3 separate regions of the Homo sapiens genome follow, and all the other regions are linked to region 2. Evidence: chromatin contacts called from ENCODE Hi-C or POLR2A ChIA-PET data. All regions are on one chromosome and are shown on one strand. The core of a region is the stretch at or near the end of the contact, and the rest is flanking DNA. Distances in the headings are between cores, read along the strand shown.

Region 1 (2,700 bases), core at 78-2,577, 34 kb after region 2:
TGCTGGGATTATAGGCGTGAGCCACTGCACCCAGCCCTGTATACTTTAAATCATATCTAGATTACTTATAATACCTACTACAATGTAGATGTTATGTAAATAATTGTTATACCGTGTTGTTTAGGGAATAATGACAATATAAAAAAGTCTCTACTTGTTCAGTTCAGACATCAGACATCATTTTTTCTTTTCTTTTCTTTTCTTTCTTTCTTTCTTTTTTTTTTTTTTTTTTAAAGAGTCTCACTCTGTTGCCCAGGCTGGAGTGCAGTGGTGGATCTTGGCTCACTGCAACCTCTACCTCCTGGGTTCAAGGGATTCTCCTGCTTCAGCCTCCTGAGTAGCTAGGACTACAGGCATGCACCATCATGCCCAGCTAATTTTTGTATTTTTAATGGAGACGGGGTTTCACCATGTTGCCCAGGCTGGTCTTGAACTCCTGACCTCAAGCGATCCACCTGCCTTGGCCTCCAATAGTGCTGGGATTACAGGTATGAGCCACCACACCCAGCCCAGACATCATTTTTTCTTTCAAATATTTTCTGTCTGCAGTTCGTTGAACCCACAGATATGGAGCCCACAGATACAGAGGGCTGACTGTATACATTAACTCATTTAATCCTCATGATAACCCTAGGCGCGTTGGCTCACACCTGTAATCCCAGCACTCTGGGAGGCCAAGGCGGGTGGATTACCTGAGGTCAGGAGTTTGAGACCAGCCTGGCCAACATGGTGAAACCCCGTCTCTACTAAAAAATACAAAAAATTAGCCGGGTATGGTGGCAGGCACCTGTAATCTAAGGTACTTGGGAGGCTGAGGCAGGAGAATCGCCTGAACCCCAGAGGCGGAGGTTGCAGTGAGCCAAGATTGCGCCATTACACTCCAGCCTGGGCAACAAGAGCAAAACTCCATCTCAAAAAAAAAAAAAAGAACGTAAGGAAGCAAAAAATGTGAGGGAGTTTTTACGCATGGAGGGTTAATAAACTCAAGATGGCAGGGGTTCACAAAAGCCCATAGAACATACTGTCTATTTATTGGGCTCTTGCTATGTACTACACACTTTACATACATCCTCATTTCATACAGTACCTTGATGAAATATGCACATTTAAGAATCAGAGTCTAACAGACCTTAGGCAAGTTGTCCGAGGTCGTACAGCGGATGGGTGGCAGAGCCAGAATTTGGACCCAGGACTCTTTTGACTCCAGCATTTGCAATCTCAAATAGTGTTTCATCGGCCTTTTTATGGCTTGTGGATGACTATTGTTGTGAGGAGGATCAACGGTGCAGGGTCAGAAATGCAGTTTTGACTCCTATTGTTGGCAGTCAAATTACTGCTTGCTTCTGCTAATTTGCTTCCTGTCCTGCTTAGGCTGCAACCAGGGCAGAGTTTCGTTCGCTCCCTGGGCAGCTGTCCTGCCAGCATTACCTCATTCCATCTTGAACCCTCCCGCAGCCCAACAGGGAAGGGCTGAGAAGCACGTGGCCCAGGACAGAAGGCCAGGAACGAACTGCCTCACCAGGGACTCTAGCCTTGATTCTCTGAAAAAATGTGGTTTGCTCAGAGAAGCTTTTACCCAAGAGGAAGGAAAACTACGGCAATCGAGTTTCAGCTGACCTTAAAACCCCTGTGATCTTAGTCCCCGTCATTTAGTGAATTCTGCATATTACTCAGCTTCTCCATTGTGTAGCTGGAGGAAATATTCATGCTGTGTCATCTTTGGTAGTCAGTGGGCAGTTTTCTCCCTGCCGAGTTTACTTTTTTTGCATTTTGAAGTTCAAGATCAGGTTGGGTGTTTGAGTGATCTACGTCTGGGAGCCAGAGGAGGTTTTGTATTCAATGGTGACCAGCATGTGTTCCCAGCCTAAGCATGAATGAAAACAGTTCAGAACATTTTTTTCCTCTCCAGCTCCTTTCAAGGGGCACGTGCCCATAAGGCCAACCCTGAATGATTTGGGCAAGTAAGTATGGACAGCCAAACTCAGAGGAGAGAGGAATTGGATGAGGCTAATGTCAAGGTCTTATCGGGAAGGCTAAAGAAACCTGAGTTGGTCCTGGGAAGAATGAGCAAGATGGAGTGGGCTTGGGCTTTCTCTCCTGCTTGGGGTTGCAGGCAGAAGCCACAAGAGTGTGCTGACAATGAGGGAGGAGGGGACCATCTGGCTGGAGAATTGGCTCATTAGGGAGCACAGACTGGACGAAGTTGGAAGGGACGTGTGGCCTGATTTTTAAAAGGGCGGCCTGAGTGCCATGCAGAGAAGCTGCATTTTATCGCGGACTTGATGATGGTGGACTGGAAGTTTAAAAGGAGGATTATGATGAAAGCAGAGATCCAGAGCAAACACTTTAAAGGAGCTGGATGGGACAGACAGGAAGCAGGGAGCCCAGAGAGGCCATGATTTCATTCATAACAGGTCTGAGGGGTTGAGGCCCTGACTGGGGAAGTTAAGCAGGATGGGAGGAGACAAACGCCAGCCACACAGAAGAAAGATCCTACGAAGCCAGACTGTGGTGGAGGCAGGGGGAAGGAGGGGTTGGACACCTCCGAGGTGCTGCTGCGAAATCACTAACAGAAAAGAGGCTTTGATTTAGAGGTGAATGGTAAACTTTTCCTTTTTCTAAGTAAACTTTTAATTCAAGCGTAACATATATACAAGTGCACAAATCATGGGTATAAATGTCGATGAATCTTCGCACAGT
Region 2 (2,700 bases), core at 136-2,635:
ATGAGGTGATGTTCTCACTCTGGCAGATCAAAAGGCTTTATTTGCTGGAGTCCAAAAAGAGACAAGGAGATTGCAAGGGAGACGGTGAATGGGGACGTTCTCTCTACACTCAAATCTATCCCAATCTTTCCATCAGCTGTTGATGACCACATGAAAACACAAGCCTGCATTCTTCTAGTCAGATGCATCAGGTGGTATTTTAAACTCTTGTCTGAAAGTCTTTCCCTTCTCCCGTAACACACACAGAGATAATCACAAAATAACAAAACATCAGTGTTGGAAGGAATCTTAGGACCCATCCTAACCTCCTCATGTTGCAGATAAAGAAACCGAGGCCTAGAAACTAGACATAACCTGCCCAAGGTTCCACAGCTATGCAAGTCAACCAGGACGATACAATCACCTTAGGAAGGGGAAAAGGCAGCAATGTGGTTTTGGCCAGTAATCTTTACCTTAAAGCGTATTACACACTCCCTGTAACTGCACACTCCGGTGCGTCCAAGTGACAAACCAGAAAACTTACTCTCCTTTGAACAAAAAGCGTGAGTTTCACGATACAGAGCCATTAGCCATTGATACTTCTCCCCTCAGTAAAATAAATCCACCCACAAAAAGCACAAAATTCCCAGCAGGGACATATACCAAAATAGGAAGTCTAAAATTATACTGATTTAGAAGACAGCTGAGATAACCATTAAGGAAGACCATCTTCACTGCAACCCACTCTCCCACCCACTCACCGCAAAACAGAAGGAAATGCTCTTTAGTAGATTGGGAAAGGTCACTCTCCCTGTTTGCAGGGCTCACTGACCACAAGAATCAACGCAAAGACAACCAGGGCACTGAAGGGTGAAGGGAGAGCAAAGCTGAACAGTGAGGGGCAGATCCGTGATTGAAGTGGTTTGAGAAATGGCAGGAGGAACAGGGCACTGGAATGACAGAGGGCTGGAGCGAGGGTCAGCAGGGCGCGCGGGTCAGAGGAGGAATGGAGGGTCAACAGTGGCTTCAGTGGGTCAGTAAGGATTCAAGGCATGAGTAGAGGAGGTTAGGGGGTCAGAAAGGTCCCAAGACAGAACAGGTAAGGGGTCATAGGGAACAGGGTCCCGCACAGAGAAGAGCCGGGAGGGTGTGCGCGCGCCGCGGACCTCCCATTGCTCCAGAAGACGCGCCATGTCTGCATCATTGTAATCGCGAATATCCTTCTTCTTCTTCCGGGGAGGTGGGGTAGACTCGTCGGGCGTCCCGGGCGAGCCTTCGGCCGCGCAGGACCCAGGCGGTGGTAGCAGTAGCAGCAGCAGCAGCAGGTCAGAGGCACAAAGCAGGACCACGGCCTTGCGCGCCCACCTGGAAGCCGCCATTTTCGCTGCGCCGCGCAGCGCCCTAGACGCGCTTACCCGACCTGCGCGGGCCGGACCCCGCCTTGCACACGCCTTCCTGTCCGCCTTTCCGAGGCCCCGCCTCCCGGCCCTCGCTAGCCTACCGGGCCCCGCCCCGTACCATTTCCTAACCCCCGCCTCTGGAAGCCCCGCCCCTCCGCCATTTTGGCCCCGCCCCACTGGCTCCTCCTCTTGGTCCGGCTGAGGCGCTCTGTCCCGGCTGGGTGGGTCCCTGAGTGCTCATTTTTCGTTTTCCGTCAGAGGCCGACCTTTTTCTCTGGAACGCACAAGCCAGGTCCAAAAGTTCCTTCAGGGCCTCCAGGAACCACTAACCAACGTCCCTGTTGACCTCAGTTTCTCGCCTGTGAAATAAATTGGAACTGGAAGTTCTGGAGGCTGCCTCGGCTCTAAAAAAGCCCATTTCTGGATGTCGGACGTTTATCCTCAGTCTCTTGCAATTTCCTTTGAGAACAGCCAGTTAAAAAGAAGTGAGTGGCAGGTAGGGCAACTTTTTTCAGAAAGTCATAAATAGTTCGAGTCCACTGCTTTCCTCATCAATAAAGAGGATTCAGTTCAACCAGCTTTCAATATTTGTTTTTTTTTTCCAAAAAGATCATTACTATTCATCCAAAAAAAAAAAAGCTTGCCTTTCTTTGATTTCAACCTAATACTGTAGGCTCTAACTAATCCTTTTCAAGGCTGAATCACGCTACTTTTTGTTTCTTAAAAAGATTTTGGCCAAAGATGCTTTGAGATTCTTCTTGTTTTAAACGGCTCATCAGCTGATGTCTTTAAAATGTTTAATTACATAAGACCTTAAAAAACAAAAAACAAAAAAAACCAAAGGCCGCACGGTGGCTTAAGCCTTTATAATCCCAGCACTTTGGGAGGCTGAGGTAGGACGATAATTTGAGTTTAGGAGTTTGAGACCAGACTGGGCAATAAAGCAAGACCCGCATCTCAAAAACAACAACAAAAAACGCTTCATTCTTTATACTGCTGCACAGTTTTATTTGGTATTGTTAAATTAATAGTTTATTTTCCTATTGATGGGCATTTATTACCAATTTTTCTGCTATTACAACAAAAAAGAGCTGTAGTAAACCTTATTCAAGCCTTGTTTGGATAGGATTAGTAGGCTGCATATAAAAGAAAACTGACTTTTTAAGGTGGTTTAAACAAGATAAAAGGTTTTATTGTGATTGACTTTTCTTTCACAGAAGCAGTGTAAACTCGAAACTAGGGCTGGTATAGTGGCTTCTCAGCCATCTGGTACTCAGCCTCTTCCTCATCCTTCTATCATATTAGCCTGTGGCTTCCACCC
Region 3 (2,782 bases), core at 257-2,756, 34 kb before region 2:
AGGCGGCAGAGGTTTTCTCAATGGCAGGGAAAGGAGTAGGATGTGGGTGGTGGGAAGGGCTTAATCCTGGGAGGATCAAGTCCACAGGCACCTGGCAGTGCCCTCATGTCCTCAGGGCTGGGTTGGGGTGAGAAGGAGAGCAGACAGAGGTAATGGTGAGGGTTGGGGGAGGGGATGGAGGAAGGGAAGAGTTCATTGTCCCAGGAACTGCCCTCCCTCACAGAAAACAATCAGGAGCATCAAACAGAATCAACAACATGCATGACTCAGCTTTGAAAGCTATAAAGCAAGCTCGTCTAACCCACCGCCAGTGGGCTACATGCAGCCCTGGATGGCTTTGAATGCAGCCCAACGCTAATTTGTAAACTTTCTTAAAATATTATGAGTTTTTTTGCATTTTTTTAAAGCTCATCAGCTATCGTTAAGTGTTAGTGTATTTTACGTATGGCCCAAGACAATTCTCCTTCCAATGTGGCCCAGGAAAGCCAAAAGATTGGATGCCTGTGCTCTAAAGCCTGCTACTCAGTGTGGTCCATGGGCCAATGGCATCAGCATCATCAGCATCAGCTGGGGGAGGTGGTTCACACCTGTAGCCCCAGCACTTTGGGAGGCTGAGGCAGGTGAATCGCTTGAGCCCAGGAATTCAAAACCAGCCTGGGCAACACAGCGAGACCTTGTCTCTACTAGAAAAAAAAAAAAAAGTTCAGCACCACCCAGGAGTATAACCAGGAGCTGGTTAGAAATGCCCAATCTCGGCCGGGCGCGGTGGCTCAAGCCTGTAATCCCAGCACTTTGGGAGGCCGAGGCGGGCGGATCACGAGGTCAGGAGATCGAGACCATCCTAGCTAACACGGTGAAACCCTGTCTCTACTAAAAATACAAAAAAAAAAAAATAGCCGGGCGCAGTGGCAGGTGCCTGTAGTCCCAGTATTCGGGAGGCTGAGGCAGGAGAATGGCGTGAACCCAGGAGGCGGAGCTTGCAGTGAGCCGAGATTGCGCCACTGCACTCCAGCCTGGGCGACGGAGAGACTCCGTCTCAAAAAAAAAAAAAAAAAAGAAATGCCCAATCTCAGGCTCTCCCAGATCAGCTGAATCAGAATCTGCATTTTAAGAAGGGACCCAGGGTAGTTGTTTGCACAGTAAAGTTTGAGAAGTGTGTGTTTGTGCGTGTGTGTGTGTGTGTGTGTGTGAGAGAGACAGAGTCTCTTTAGCCCAGGCTGGAGTGAAGTGATGCAATCTCGGCTCCCTGCAACCTCCGCCCCCCAGGTTCAAGCGATTCTCCTGCCTCAGCCTCCTGAGTAGCTGGGATTACAGGCCTGAGCCACCACGCCTGGCTAATTTTTTGCATTTTTAGTAGAGACGGGTTTTCGCCATGTTGGCCAGGCTAGTCTTAAACTCCTTGCCTCAGGTGATCCACCCACCTCGGCCTCCCAAAGTGCTAGGATTACAGGTGTGAGCCACTGCGCCCGGCTGAGAAGTGTGGTTTTAGGAGTCTCTAAGAGACCAGGCACAGTGGCTCACACTGTCATGAGTCATGCATGACTCAGACTGGCAACATGGCAAAACCTCATCTCTACAAAAAATACAAAAATTACCCAGGCGTGATGGCTCATGCCTGTGGTCCCAACTACTCAGCAGGCTGAGGTGGGAGGATCACTTGAGCCTGGAAGGTAGAGTCTGTGGTGAGCCGAGATCGCGCCACTACACTCCAGCCTGGGTGACAGAGTGAGATCCTGTCTAAAAAAATAATAATAAAATAAAATAAAAAAGACCCTAAGAGCCTAGGCAGCCAGTTTAGAATGGATTTTATATAAGGCTGCCCAGCTATGATGACATGAAGTGTGTTGGACGGAGAGCTCTGGGCTAAGAATCGGAAGGCGTCCAACTGCTCCCCTCGACTGCAAGATTCCTTCTTTCTTCCCCGGTCTCCACACACTAATTATTGAAGACAAGGAACATGTCTACAGAAAAGTTGGGCTTAGGTGTTATTCATGGTGAGAGCAAAAGAAAACAGTTCTCGGACACACAAAGGCTTAGAAAGAGTAGCACGAGGGTGCTCTTCCAGAAAACATTGAGGTGTTCTCTAATCAGATAGAGAAACAAAATCAAGAATTTACAATTGGGGTAAGGGGAACAGGAAAAAAAAGCCAGCAGCCAACCCTAAAACCACAAAGATATTGCAATAAGTTTTATAAATATAAACACAGAATTCGGTGCAAAGCCAAAAGCAATTCTGAGATAGCCAATTGTTAATATTTACAAAGGAAAGTTGGGTTTTACAAACCTGGGATATATGGTAATAACAAGCAAAACAGATACAAGGACGGAGCATGCAGAGGGGGTGGCTGTGTTAAGCTCTTCATCTTCTCTCTTTTTTTTTGTTTGAGACAGAGGGTTTTGTTTTGTTACCCAGGCTGGAGTGCAGAAGCATGATCCTAGCTCACTGTGGCCTCGACCTCCCAGGCTCAAGGGATCCTCCTACCTCACCCCCTGAGTAGCTGGGACTACAGGCTCACGCTACCATGCCCAGCTATTTATTTATTTATTTATTTTTTTGTAGAGATGGGGTCTCACTGTGTAGCCCAGGCTGCTCTCAAATTCCTGAGCTCAAGCAATTCTCCCACCTCAGCCTCCCAAAGTGCTGGGATTATAGATATGAACCACCATGCTCAGCTTCTTCATCTTCTCTTGTGGGAGGAAATTGTCTCATGTTGTTTTAGACATTAACAGAGTTATAATTATAGGTTTAAGAAGGAAAACAAAAACTAATGATGATAATGAA

Evidence for each region. A loop is a pair of places that touch in the nucleus more often than their neighbours do. ChIA-PET counts read pairs that join two places held with the same protein, here RNA polymerase II (POLR2A). Pooled maps may share reads with other maps.
Region 1: a map of dorsolateral prefrontal cortex shows a loop between it and region 2 (8-fold over the local background). The contact joins the enhancer-like site here to the promoter of MESD in region 2. A Hi-C loop is called at or near these places in 5 of 168 maps with a recorded cell type or tissue (CD14-positive monocyte, GM12878, dorsolateral prefrontal cortex and 1 more), 15 of 37 single-sample maps with no recorded cell type and 14 of 50 pooled maps. POLR2A ChIA-PET finds 5 or more read pairs at or near these places in 6 of 52 experiments (A549, GM12878, H1 and 3 more).
Region 3: a pooled map shows a loop between it and region 2 (7-fold over the local background). The contact joins the enhancer-like site here to the promoter of MESD in region 2. A Hi-C loop is called at or near these places in 4 of 50 pooled maps. POLR2A ChIA-PET finds 5 or more read pairs at or near these places in 9 of 52 experiments (GM12878, H1, MCF 10A and 5 more).

Annotation. Positions count from the first base shown.
Region 1 is chr15:81,022,229-81,024,928 of GRCh38, forward strand. No RefSeq gene overlaps it. Among named protein-coding and RNA genes, the nearest start is that of TLNRD1, 23 kb to the left of the region's middle. RefSeq lists enhancers at 1,122-1,271, 2,280-2,574. Within about 2 kb of position 1,328, at least 26 of the 41 ENCODE cell types and tissues checked have a DNase peak (open chromatin) inside an H3K27ac peak, as active enhancers do; they include CD14-positive monocyte, GM12878 and dorsolateral prefrontal cortex, where a contact is called at or near this core.
Region 2 is chr15:80,988,434-80,991,133 of GRCh38, forward strand. It overlaps MESD (mesoderm development LRP chaperone), which reads right to left and starts at 1,386. Exons shown (of 3, transcript NM_015154.3): 1 at 1,146-1,386. The coding sequence starts at 1,358. RefSeq lists enhancers at 467-1,081, 1,070-1,349, 1,082-1,695, 1,335-1,629 and a silencer at 1,380-1,659.
Region 3 is chr15:80,954,450-80,957,231 of GRCh38, forward strand. It overlaps a transcript of MESD not described here. Among named protein-coding and RNA genes, the nearest start is that of MESD, 34 kb to the right of the region's middle. RefSeq lists enhancers at 1-151, 152-1,124. Within about 2 kb of position 1,507, at least 3 of the 41 ENCODE cell types and tissues checked have a DNase peak (open chromatin) inside an H3K27ac peak, as active enhancers do.